2 separate regions of the Mus musculus genome follow, and region 1 is linked to region 2. A link is a contact called in ENCODE POLR2A ChIA-PET data. All regions are on one chromosome and are shown on one strand. The core of a region is the stretch at or near the end of the contact, and the rest is flanking DNA. Distances in the headings are between cores, read along the strand shown.

Region 1 (6,900 bases), core at 1,089-3,588, 100 kb before region 2:
GAACCAGCAACACACAAACCCATATCCTCCAACCACAACCACTTACAATTACTACTCAGAGATACAATGATCTTCTAGATTCTCTTATTAACCAGTACAATTGCTACCCAGAGATATACTGGTCTTCTAGATTCTCTCATTAACCAATCATAAAAATTACACAGCAGATTTCAGATAGTGGATAGTATTCCATCAATGATTTCAAATACAGTTCCTGGGAATTACCAATCAAAAGATCTATATAAACAACTGGAAAAAGCTTTCTCCACTTATTTTACATCACAGATAATCTAATGCAGCTTAGTTTGCTTGCTCCCCACAATAAGTTTTTCAATAAATTCAACTAGATACTAGCCTAAAAAGCAGTGCTTTTTCCAGATCGGCTTTCAAGTCCTAAAATTAACTTCTGCTTTCTAAGACAAAAGTCAACTCTAGGACAGGGGATATGCTTAGCTGACAGAGCTTTTCAGCACACACAAAGCCCCGGGTTTGATTCTCAGCACCACATACACTGGGTATGTATGGTGGCTGGAGCCTGTTATTCCAACACTGGAAATCTCAGCTGTTTACTAAAAACGACTTTAGAGACATCCTTCCCAGCACACTACCCTGAATTTGGTTAGAATCACACAAAAAATGCAAACTGGTAAGTCTTTAAAGGTCCTTTATTGCGTAACAGTACCAACTATCCCAGTTAGGGCTAATCTAGAATACAAGCTCATAGTGAGGACAAGACATTTTGTTCTACGATTCCCTTTTAATACAAAAATATATATGCTGTACCAACAGGATGTGAGTCTGAAGTGACTAACAGGTTTTTTTTCCCTTTCAATTTTTCTCCTTTTCAATTCTAATAGAAAACTTTAAATTTAAAGGTAGAAAGTACAGGTCCTCACTTTAACTAGATAAACTTAAAATATGTTGGGTATGAATTTGCACATCTATAACCCAAACACATATATACATGGAGAACCCGTAGTTCGAAGCCACTTGGACCCAAGAAGATCGTCTAGGGTACAGAAATCCAATATTCTGGTCACTCCCCAGACCAAGAAAACAAATCTTAAAACTCAGCTGGGGTGACGAAGAAGTGACGAAAAAAAAATACTATTATCCCACCACTCCCGAAGCTAAGGCAGGAGATTAACTGGGAGTTCAAGGCCAGCACTGAGTGACAGAACTATAACCTTCTTCCTTCACCCATTTATCCCCCCAATCACCGCTGCCAATATCCTCAATTTCTAAAGTGTGCTAACTCTTACCAAAAAAGGTAGCCGGGGCGGTGGTGGCGCACGCCTTTAATCCCAACACTTGGGAGGCAGAGGCAGGCGGATTTCTGTTCGAGGCCAGCCTGGTCTACAGAGTGAGTTCCAGGACAGCCAGGGCTACACAGAGAAACCCTGTCTGGAAAAACAAGAAAAAAAAAAAAAAAAAAAGGTATGTCAGCGCTTGGATTACTGAGAAAGGGCCCCTCTCTTAGTCGCATCCCGCTAGAAACTGGAACTACGCACCTACTGATCGGCTACAACAGTGAGTTGGTAGGGAGCCAAAACGAAAAACTTTGGCGCCAACACCCAGGTGTCTGCTACAAACAGATCGAAAGCCTTCATCTGATTAAGCCTGGCCTAAACCGACATATGTACCCCATAGAGGCGAGGGAGGCGGCTTAACCGCCACGCACGACGTGGCTGATTCCGTTGCTTAACTTTGTCGCAGCTCGCCGTTATCTCCTCCGAGTCCCAAAGGCTAGGACCAGGAAGGAAGACGCCTCCCCCAAGGCCAACAACAAGCAAGGCTCGGAAACTAACACACGCGGCGGCGTTGCCATGGGCAGGGAAGAAAGGGGAAAAAAGCACGCGTGCGCAGAGCCCTGGGCCGGGCGCGCGCAGGAGTCCCAGCCGAGGCCGTGGGGGAAGGGTCGGCGAGCGGTTTGCGCACGCGCACGCCGAGGCCTCCCGGGCTCCGGCCCCGAGCCAGGTTCGCAGCCCGGCCCGCTGGTGGCGCAGCTCCCCCATCCCCCCACCCCGGCGGCCCGCGGCGCCTTCCAGACCCGAGGGAGCGAGGAGGAAAACGCACGAGTAACGGCTCGGGGTCCCCGTTCCCGCCGCCGACCCGTCACCACGCGTCAGAGTTGTCGATACCCAACCGCCCTGTCGCCTCGGCTTTCTCCTTTGAGTGACTCGAATGCGGCGCGAGGCCTACCTGACACGCCGAAGCACGATGTGCGTGCAGGGTTTACCTCCGTGCTAACTACACAGCGGCCATTTCCCGACTCCAGAAGGAGAGGAAGACCATAGAGGCGGCCTCGTCGCGCTAGCTCGGCTCCGTCACTTCCGACTTGGGGCGTGGCCTTCCAGGCCGCTAAATCGCTAGGCAGGCCCCTCCCACCGTCCCGCCCAGGCGCGACTGGCGAACCGCGGTTGAGTGTAGCCCAAGGCTTTCTGGGAAGTCTCGTTGCCCGGTCTCGCGAGGTGTAGCCGACAGGGGGTGGGACAAGGGTGGGGCGGGCCCTGAAGGGCTGGCTGGCTTCTCCGCAGGCGGCTCGGCTTTGTTCGAAGAACAGTCGAGACTGATGTCCCCTGACTTCCGAGCCGCTGTTAGCGAGCCTGGCTCCTTCTGAGGCGGCGACCCAGAGCACGCCAGAAGCTCTCTCACTGAGGAAAAGGCCGGAAAACCGACGACGCAGGGCTGCGTCTGCCCGGAAGCGCCGTCCCTCGGACGCCTAACATGACAGTTACAAGGCAGTCTCTGCCGAGTGGCTTCGGGTGAACTCGCCCCCCGCCCCCTCCCGGGCCGATCGTGAGACTTGGATCGGCTGGGCGACTGCGTCACGGAATGGCTCTTAACTTCCCGGGCGCCGGAGCCTGGCCCCTGAGGCTTTCTCAGAGTTTTGTACGGATCCGGAAACCTCACGCCCTAACTGGATCTGCCAGAATCAGATTATAAACGAAGAAGCCAGGATTGAATTGAAGCAAGTTGCAGACATATTTACCTGCTGTTCTTACCAAAGCAGGACCACTCAAGGGACTAAAGCCGTTATTACGGTGTGATATTTTAGGACAACGTTAAATTCCTTGAAGGATTTCAAAGCTGTAATTGGCAGCCTGTCAGTTAAGTTCAGCATTAGAGTTTGATTCTGATCTTTAACCTTGTTCAGGGCAGCCTGTCCTCACAATCCACTCCACAGTGGAGGAAGTACCTGACTGACCAATGAATCCTGATTTTGATTGTATTTTAATTGGGCAATTGCTCCGCACCCAGCTCCCACTACCATGGTGGAAGCTATGATCTGCGCTATATGCGGGACCCTGATAGGTCTAAAGCATAAAGTAGGAGCTCAGAAAATACTTGTCAAGTAGGTGAGCTGTATTTACATGAAGCACAAAGACAGCACAACTGTGCTATTTTATATTAATGAGACAGCAGGGGCCAATAGCTCTTAATCTATTCAAAATACCAAAATCTAATCACTTTGAAGCTATTAAGTCCTGTGCAATTCTAGTATATGTTGGAAAGTTATCTTTTCATCTAAGGCAATATAATTTTTCGCTCATTAGATCCCCTGTGCTGGGCACTGAACCCGCAGAACCTGCCTGGTACGCGCTACACAATTGTTCAGCCACAGAAGTACACCTTCCTAACCTAACTTTGACCTCAAATAAATCAATGTGTTACCAAAGAAGGAAGACATGGGAACAAATAAATAAGTGGATGTCTAACAAACAGGTTGAGCCTCTGTAAGGAGCTCAGACGGTCAAGGAACCGCTCCCAAGCCCAATACAACCTGAGTTCAATCCCTGGGACCTTTATGGTAGAAGTGTAGTAGGGCCCAAGACAACTCCCTCCATGGCAGAAGTACTATTCAGGCTGTAAAACTCAGCATGTAGGCAGTCCTATCTGCCAAAAGGAAACAAAGACCTAATTCATCGAGGTCTATAGCTCTGGGGAAGTGTATGTGTGCGAAGAAGCTTGTGTTTGGGCATCTGTAGTCCACATCTAGTTAACTGCTTTTCTTAAATGAAGTCTGTCAACCCAGAACACGGTTTTTGTGCCTCTCACCCTGATAAAGCCAAGGACTACACACTCGGATCTGGAACACTCAGACAGCTAATATACTTTCCATTGCCTTAAAACCATGTCCAAGCAGTCTTCCCTGTTGAAAACTTCACAGCAGAAGGACAGAACAGATTCCTAAAGGTTGTCCTCTGACCCTGTCTACAGGGAGTTGTAGCATATAACCACTCCATACACTTAGGCAAATGTATGTGAATAATTTCTTAAAGAAATAAAAGATGAACTAGATTTATTTTATATGTGATGTTTTTTAAACCAAGCTTCAAGGTTCTTGTTTAATAGATATTCATTTTATTTGATTTTTCAAAACCTGAAATGCCACCATAAATTGTCATACGTGGAAAGATCCAAATGGAAAGTTGGACATTTCCTAAAAATAGAAAATTTTCCAAGAAGAAATATAGATTGTAAAGTTGCCAACCTTACTAATACACAAATGAATGCTGCAGTAATGTTTTATGACCTATAAGTTAGTGGATTTTTGTTTTTAAGTGTCTGCACATCAGCTACACAAGTTTGTAGATAACCTGAGTTCCATGAGACCCTGTCTCAAAAATTTTTCAGCCTAGTCCATGAAGTGACCATTGATATTAACAAACCCTAATAATTTCTCTTAGAATATGATACACCTCAAGATTGACCTTATGAGAATAATCCTATTATTTTATAAGGTCACCAGGCTAGGAATATGACTCAGTGGCAGAGCACATGCCTAACATGTGCTAGGCCCTAGATTCACTCCCCAGCACAGAAATGTGCCTGTGTCAGTCTCTCCACACACTTAGAGACAAAATCTCTAGGGGTTAGCATAAACACTGGAGAACCGGTGATTTGCTGAAACCTGATATCTGTGTGTTAGAAGTGATTTAGGTTCTAGAGTAGCAGAACTTATTAAATGAATGTGTGTTTGTGTGTGTATGTGTGTGTGTGTTAGAATGGCTTACAGGCTGTGGTCCACCTAGTTCAGCAATGACTGGCTATGAACAGAAAGTCCCAGAATCTAGAAGTTGATCAGTCCACGAGGCTGGATATCTTCAGTAAATGCTGGAATCCCTAAGAAGTGGGCTCTAATGCCAGGGAAGGAATGGGCTTGCCAGCAAAGCAAAAGAAAGCTGGCAAAGAGCAAAAGGTTCCCTCTTCCAAGTCCTTATTAAGGCTCCCAGCAAAAGGTATGGCCCAATTTAAAGGCACGTGTATTCCTACCTCAAGATTCGGGTTAGAAGTGGATCTTCCGCCGGGTGTGGTGGCACATGCCTTTAATCCCAGCACTTGGGAGGCAGAGGCAGAGGCAGGCAGATTTCTGAGTTCAAGGCCAGCCTGGTCTACAAAGTGAGCTCCAGGACAGCCAGGGCTATACAGAGAAACCCTGTCTTGAAAAAAAAACCAAAAAAAAAAAAAAAAAGTGGATCTTCCTACTTCAGCCTAAGCAATCCCTCAGCCCTCAGTGCTGTGCCCTCCAGCCTTAAATTTAAGTCCAGATGTAGTCAATTGACAACCAAGACTAGTCACCTCAAGAGGGTTAGAAAACAGAACAAAGCATTTCTGCTTTTGAAACTCAAAATGTAGCTTGCAGGGATGAGTGTAACTCCCAGGACAAAGGGTGGGAGAAAGGCAGTGGTGCCTGATTAAGTGCAACTGGCTAAGGAAGCAAGAACTAGCTGGTAGAAGGTAGTATAAAGTTTACACAAACCACCCATGACAACTACTTAATTCTGGGAAGGGAAAACCAGCCACCAGATCTAGGTCACGGTGGTGGGAAACACATGAAGTTGCAGAAGGATGCATGTGAAATCAAAGTGTATGGTAAGGTTTCAGGCCAGCATGTTTTATTCTTACAACAAACATCTCTCTGCATGGTGGTACATTCCTATAATCTCAGTTCTCAAGAGGATGAGGCAGGGGTATTCCCATGACCTCAAAGCCCGCCTGACCTAAATAGCAAATAGTAGTAGGTTAGCCAGGGATACAAACAAACCATGAGTTCGCTTCAACTTATGGTTTTCTTGATTTAAGACAAATTTTCTTTTTTTAAAAAAATTATTTATTATATGTAAGTACACTGTAGCTGTCTCCAGACACTCCAGAAGAGGGCGCCAGATCTCGTTACGGATGGTTGTGAGCCACCATGTGGTTGCTGGGATTTGAACTCAGGACCTCTGGAAGAGCAGTCAGTGCTCTTAGCCATCTCTCAGGCTCAGAGCCATCTCTCCAGCCCCTTAAGACAAATTAAAATGTAGAGACCTTCCCAATTAATTCATAATCCCTTGGTAAGTATTACTTAAAGAAGAAATAAGAGACTAAAAGCAAGCAAAGAAAAACTCCGTGAACCATGGGAGTAAATATAAAAGTGGGAAAAAAAATCATCTTAACATAGAATAATCAGAAAATTATGAACTCATTCTACACCTTGAAAATAGTTAAAAATGAAAATTACTGAATGTAAAAGACATACATAGTCAGGTGGTAGTGACACATGTCTTTAGTTCCAGCACTCAAGAGGCAGGGGCAATCTCTGTGAGTTCAAGGCCAGCCTAGTCTACAGAGCAAGTTCCAGGACAGCCAGGGCTACACAGAGAAATCCTGTCTTGAAAAACCAACCAAACAAACAAACCAAAAATCTAGAATAATGTGCAAGCCATTTCTCAACATTGTTTTGTTACATACATGATCACCAGGGAAATGTGATTATTATCTGTTTTGTTGATGAGGAAACATTTTCAAGATTAAAAGTGGGATTAAACAGCTAATTGTAAACCCACAAAGCTTTAATCCCAGCACTCAAGAGGCAGAGGCAGAGTGATCTCTGAATGTAGCCTGGCCTACATT
Region 2 (6,850 bases), core at 3,669-6,168:
AATCTGTCTTTTGTTATCATGAACTCAGAAAGGGAAAACAAAACTTCATTTTCTTTTCCTGTACGGCAAAGCTAACAAACAGCTCAAAATGCACGGAGGTAAAAACCTCTCTCTTTTTCTCCAGGGTGTAATTTCAAGCCATTCTGATGACAGCTATTGGCGGTAAAACCTGTGTAAAACATTCAGCATATTTCAACAATGTTAATAATTAATGAACATCCTATGTCATTAATTTATAATAAATCCAAGCTGCTTCTGCATTTTTAAATGCTTTGCTTAGGATTTTGCCCTACAAGTAATTTGTTGGAGCTGACCGGCTTTAGAAGCCCGGGCTTGCAGGTCAGAGGACACCTTCTGAGCATGGTAGCTTAGCTGGTGTTTACTGAGAACTGGGGTCCTAGGAGACCGAACTACTTTCCATAACCTGCAAAGGGCTTTCTTTTCTCACCATTAGAACATGTGTTGGAATGAAGAGACTACTTCCTGCTAACGACAAGAGAACAATGTGTAACTATGATTATTACATATAATTGGACATGGGTATTCCCAATATATTTTAGGAGGGAAGTTTGCTCTTTTTTACGTTGGATTAGAGGTACTGGGTGCATAAAATATTTTGACAGTTTGTTAAATAATATGAACTGATAAAAAAAAAGCAACGAACGCTGAAGAAATAATTTCCAAGTGCTCAGTCTGTTTATTAGTAGTTCTTACATTAACAAATACAGAACAGACTAATTTCTATTTTGGTTTGTTTTTTGAGACAGCATCTTGTGAAGCTCTCCTTATACTGATTTCAAACTCGATCCTCCTGCCTCAGCTGCTAGAGTGGCAGGATTCTAGGTCGAGGAACTCCCTCTTTTTTTGAGCTTTTATTTGTTATCTGTGTATGTGCAAAGATAAATGTCCTACTCATTGTTAGTTTAGAACTTTGGAAAAGAGCAAAACTGCTACTTTTCAATATTTTACTTCTGGGTAGTTCTTTGTCTACCAGGCACACAGAAACCTGAGGCTCTTCCAAAACTGCTGGAGGCTCTATCAGCAGGTCCCCAATGGTCTACTTAGTTCTAATTCTGAATTACAAATGTTTAGCCATCTTCTACCTACCAGAAGCCACCTTCGTTTGACCAATTAAGCCCATTACTACTGCTGATACAGACATGACAACTCAACCTTATTCACATGATCTCTTCACAACTTAGAAAAACTTTTCTTAGTTACTATTCATTCAAAGAACCATTTATAAGAATTAGGGATAAGAAATTACATCCGGGCGTGGTGGCACACGCCTTTAATCCCAGCACTTGTGAGGCAGAGGCAGGCGGATTTCTGAGTTCGAGGCCAGCCTAGTGTACAAAGTGAGTTCCAGGACAGCCAGGGCTATACAGAGAAACCCTGTCTTGAAAAACAAACAAACAAACAAACAAAGAATTAGGGATAAGAAATTTGGTGCAAGGTAGGCATAGTGGTTCAGGCAGGAGTGGTACTGGGAGTTGTAGTCTAGCCTGGGCTACAGTGTGAACCCTTGTCTCAAACACACAAACAAATGCAAAAATAACTGGTCTGTGTGGAGACATTCTAAGGGTTCAAATGTTGGAGGCCTGGTCCCTATGTGGAGTTAATGAAAAAAAAAGACATTGTGTGTATGTTCCGTGCAGATGTAACTTCTTTCAGATGTACTCTGACCTGTAATGGGCTGCATCCTCGCATGCATAACCCTGCAAATACGAATGGTCACGCATCTATGAAGTGACTAATTCCTCCAAGCAACGTGGAGATGCATTAAAATCATGGTGGGATAGCATTTCATACTCAGGACTTTTAAATTAAAACATCACAAATGTTGATAGAGATGGAGAAAAACTAGAACCCTCGTTTACTACTACTGGTGGGAAAAATTGAAAAAGACAAAAAAACAAACCCAAACCAAACCAAACTAAACTAACAACAACAAAACCCAAGCAACCAACAAATGCTAGAGCCAAAATTATGGTTCAGAGAAGTGGGAATCAGGACCTCAGAGCACCCCTTGCTCACATTTTCACCACACACACAAGGGTACGCCTGAAATATCCATTTAGTGCTGAATGGACAGAGGAAAGATGGTACACACACACACACACACACACACGCGCGCACGCACACGCACACACACACACACACACACACACACGCATGCACGCACGCACGCACGCACGCACAGGCACATGCACACAATAACAATCCTGTAGAAGGAAGCTTGGCAGGGATTCTCCTACGAGAAGTGTTTGAGTCACAGGACAAGATGCAGTTTGATGCACACACCAAACTCACAGACGCAGGGAAGGCCTGCTGCTGGGGACCAGGGCAAGGCAGGGAAGGAAGAGTGAATCCATCAGCAGGGACCTACTGCTGCTCAACACGGTGCAGAGAGCTAACACACTGCATTACTGACACTGATGGTCTGTTAGAACAAACAAACAAACACCCCAAAATAACAATAGCCAATGGGGAAATATCCCTCCATGGATTAAAATATGACCAGCAACATTAAAGCACTCAGAGGCAGTACTGTGGCTTGTAACTCAATTACAGTTATGCACATGGATACTGAAGTGAATACATGAAGGCTCTGCATTGTGGTGACAGGATTGTGGGCAATGTTTCTTATATGTTTCTGTAAAGAGTTATGTATTACTAACTTTTTTTTTTTTTTTTTTTTTGGTTTTTCGAGACAGGGTTTCTCTGTGTAGCCCTGGCTGTCCTGGAACTCACTTTGTAGACCAGGCTGGCCTCGAACTCAGAAATCCGCCTGCCTCTGCCTCCTGAGTGCTGGGATTAAAGGTATGCGCCACCATGCCCGGCTCGTATATTTTCATAACCTAAAATAAATCTGAGAAGTAGTGTTGTTTTAAAAAGACAACTGAAAAATAAATTCACCTTTGCATCTTAATAGATTCAGTTCCTTCATTTCATACCTAAAACTCACTCAGACTACAAAAGGCAAAACTACCCTTGTGGCTGTGGGCAGTCTTGTTCTGGTTTTGGGACAGGATCTTGCTAAAAAGCACACCTGGCCTCAGACTTATGATCTCCCTGCTGCTCTGTACAGCCTCGCACTGGGACTGCAGGCACAGCACCTGCCTCACTGCCCGCTGTCTGTCATTTGGAAAGACTGTCCAATTCCTGGTAGATCAGACCTTCTGTGCTGCCCTTACTCTCCAGAAGAAGCAAGTTTACAACCTGCTTGGTTGTAACATGTCGAACCTGGCCTCACCCACTCTCATGGGAGAATTTAGGTCATCTATTGCTATTGGCTATGAAATTGCTGAGTAGATATCATGACAGCTGCCACACCCCAGATCTGTTTGGGGATTTAAATTTAAAAGGGTTAACTGCTATAAACCGGAAGCACATTTAATATAATGAGGAACACAATCCTAGAACACAATATTTGATTTCACACCCAAGGTGTGGCTTTGGATCTCTCCTAGAGGCCTTGGATCAGCTCAGGTGTTGTAAACTGTAGACAGAAAAGCAATATCCATACATATGAAAAGTTCAAAATACTATGTTCACATGACTGAGAACTGCTCAAGGACACGGGCCCCATCTGGTCATTAACACTCATCTGACCCCCACACCAACCCAAGACAGGACTTCACTGTGTAGCCCTGGCTCTCCTGGAACTCACTTTGTAGATCAGGCTGGCATCAAACTCAGAGATCTGCCTGGCTCTGCCTCCCAAGTGCTGGGATTAAAGGCATGGGCCACCACTGTCCAGCCATTAATAACCATCGTATACCTCTAAACATACTTAATATATCTCTTTATGAATCTATGAAGAATTCTCAAGACTCCTAGCTCCACACTTGTTAAGGAAGAACTCCCACACATAGAAAACTGCAAGTACATAAACACTTTTTAGTTCTCAGTGACGTCATTTCATTGAAATGTAGCTAACGTCTCTGGATGGAGTATTTGCTAGGCTTTTTCTAATGACTCTGACTGACATCACACTTTTCCTTGGGTTTGGGTAGCAAGGTTTCACGTAACCTAGGCTGGCGTTGAATGTTGCTATGGATGACCCTGATCTCCTGAGCATATTGTTTCCAGCTTAAGTTGGGAATTTTGATTATCAGAAAAAAACTACAAAACCAAACGACTCAAAGCAAGAAGCCTTCTTATTGGTTTCAGGAATCAAAGCCAGGGCTTCCTACATGAGAAACATGTGCTAGACCCTAGCCTTAAAACATCTTAAGATGCTACATAAAAATGTTAATCTTTAACCTTATATGGGCTGTTACAGAAAATCATGAAACCCTTCATTGTTAATGTTAGATAAAATCAAGTAAGCAGAAAGATTAAATATTAACTTTCACCTTTTTGGCTATTTGTCATATTACTTGCTCTTTGGTCATTTTATTTTATTTTTTTTTTCAGGTTTTGTGATTTTACTCAAACATAAAACATGCACATAAGCCGTCTATTCATTTTCTTCGCTGCGTAGCCTGGCGTTGGGATTGGTGACTCTGATGGCCAGCTGTGCTGCTCTTTCTACAATGGCTTTTCGGTTCTTAGAGGTCACCTTGTGAGCAATCTCAGCACAGTAAGATCTGTTGCACATCAGCAGCACCTCTAGCTCCTTGACATTGTGGACCAGGAACTTGCGGAAGCTGCTGGGCAGCGTGTGCTTGGTTTTCTTGTTGCTCCCGTAACCGATGTTGGGCATCAGGATCTGGCCCCTTCTCCGCACCCTGTGGTCGATGCCTCTGGGTTTCCGCCAGTTTCGCTTAATTTTCACATATCGGTCTGACTGGTGTCTGATGAACTTCTTGGTCCTCTTTTTGACGATCTTGGGCTTCACCAGAGGCCGGAGGGCAGCCATGATGCCGCAAAACAGATGGCAGCCACCTCGTAGGCAGCACCAAGGAAGAAGCTGGTCATTTTATTTTATTATGTTTTTGAAGACATTAAAAACCTTCTTGCATAACCTAACAGGTTACAGTGCAGAAATGGTTTGTGGAATCACCCTTTAAAACTGAATAGGACTGAAGAAAAGCAATTTCTCATTAAGAATCCTGATTTTATGAATCCCTGTGGATCTTTTGAAGTAAGATATAAATCAACAAACCTAATTATTTGTATTATGGAATTTATTTATACACACGCACTGCTCTAATACATGATGAAACATTTTAGATTTCACTAAGCAAACTGTCTTTTGATTAAAAAAAAAGCACAACTCACTCATACTGAGTAGTCATGTGCTAGTTATTCATGAATGTTGAGAATCTAAAGGGCTGATAGACCTGTCAGTTTACAGCTCAGTAAAACCTTCATGTTTCACGATGCTCTGATATGCGACACAAAGTACAGAGTCAAGTTCTTATCACACTAGGGCCTGAGACTTGGAGGGACAATTTCATGTGAGAGAATAACTACTAGATACCAACTCAGTAAAATGCCATTAGAATATTTTAGTGGGCTTAACTGAGTGTATGATTTGCATCTTAGAAGGTAATTGTAAATTAAGTCTTGGAACAAAACATGTCACACACCTTTAGTTTATGTGACAACACGTGCCACTGCCTTGTTATTCTCTCTGCTGATTTAAGTCTCTGTCCCTTTCCTTTTAGGCAATCTCATTTCTAGAACACACACAGAGATGTAGGTTCAGCTCCAGCAGCTGTGATTGGACAGTTGTGGCGGGGGGGGGGGGGTTCAGGAGCAACACACAGTTCCTAGGAAAAAATTTTTAATTTCTGACCTCATTCACCCCTCCCAGCTATTACTTCCTTTCAGTTTTTATATTTTTTTGTTTAGGAGAAGCTAGTTAAATTACATTTAACCTAGCATACTTTGAGTCTTGGAAGATACAAGTCAGGGAATAATGATGCTTTGACAAATTTTACTGATGGCTGCTTTTTCAAAAACAAGCAAATAAACAGCAAAAATATCAACCCACCGAATCTAAAATCATTCAGCTCAGACTTCAATCCCATCCTTTTGGAGGCTGAGAACAGATCACTAATTTACTGAAAGCCTTTCAGACTCTATTCTAAAGACTCCAGACTCAGTGACTACTCGCTGAAGACTTAAGTGAGTACCAAGCTGCTGGGAAGTAGTATGGGCTAAGGTGGCTCACAGGGCAGCAGGGGCAGAGGGGCTGTTCGCTTCTTGCCTCACTCATCCCTGACCATCCCTGTCCAGGGCTGGTCCAACGGAAGCAGGCGTCTCCCACCTGTGTGTACTCCATGGCTGAGCTGCTGGGCTGCCGTGTGGGCGGAGGACATACATAGCTACACCTGCTCATCTCTCCTCTAAGCTTATAGCTTCAAACTGAAGCTGGAGTCAATGGAAACAAAGCTTTCATGTTTTCTGCTTCTACGAGGTCTTTGTAATATCCAAAACCCAAGAGACGGAAAGAAAACAATAGGACCAAAATTCAGTATCATTTAAAAATTAATCTAGGATATTAAGAACTCTCTGGCTTAGCCCCAACCTTTTTAAATCTGAAATTTAACTGTTGATTTGTCCCATTTCTGTGCCCAGTAATGCGTAGTTCACATGATGTTGGCAAACTTATCGTATCATATCGAAATACAAAACTGGCTGCGCATTCATCATTATGTTTTATCCTAAGACATGAAAACCCCATGCGAATCTGCTTTACACTGTTTTGTTTATCAGTGCTATAAAGGTCAAACTCAGGATGGTGAACACAGTAGACAAGTGTTCTACTCTGGCCCACCCCCCCCCCCCTCAAATAACACTTGTGTGTAGAGAGCTTGTCTATAAAAATATGCTCAAGGGCAGAAAGAATCTGGAAATTAGTTAAGCGAGCAAATCATATAGGAGGAATTTTGCT

Evidence for each region. ChIA-PET counts read pairs that join two places held with the same protein, here RNA polymerase II (POLR2A).
Region 1: POLR2A ChIA-PET joins it to region 2 with 10 read pairs in Patski. The contact joins the promoter of Bclaf1 here to the promoter of Rpl32l in region 2. POLR2A ChIA-PET finds 5 or more read pairs at or near these places in 2 of 5 experiments (Patski and embryonic stem cell).

What each region holds. Positions count from the first base shown.
Region 1 is chr10:20,307,907-20,314,806 of GRCm38, reverse strand. It overlaps Bclaf1 (BCL2-associated transcription factor 1), which reads right to left and starts at 2,338. Exons shown (of 13, transcript NM_001025392.1): 1 at 2,203-2,338.
Region 2 is chr10:20,206,507-20,213,356 of GRCm38, reverse strand. It overlaps Rpl32l (ribosomal protein L32-like), which reads right to left and starts at 4,918. Exons shown (of 1, transcript NM_001101561.2): 1 at 4,327-4,918. The coding sequence starts at 4,867. The coding sequence ends at 4,466. All of the region lies in intron 1 of Map7 (microtubule-associated protein 7), which reads right to left.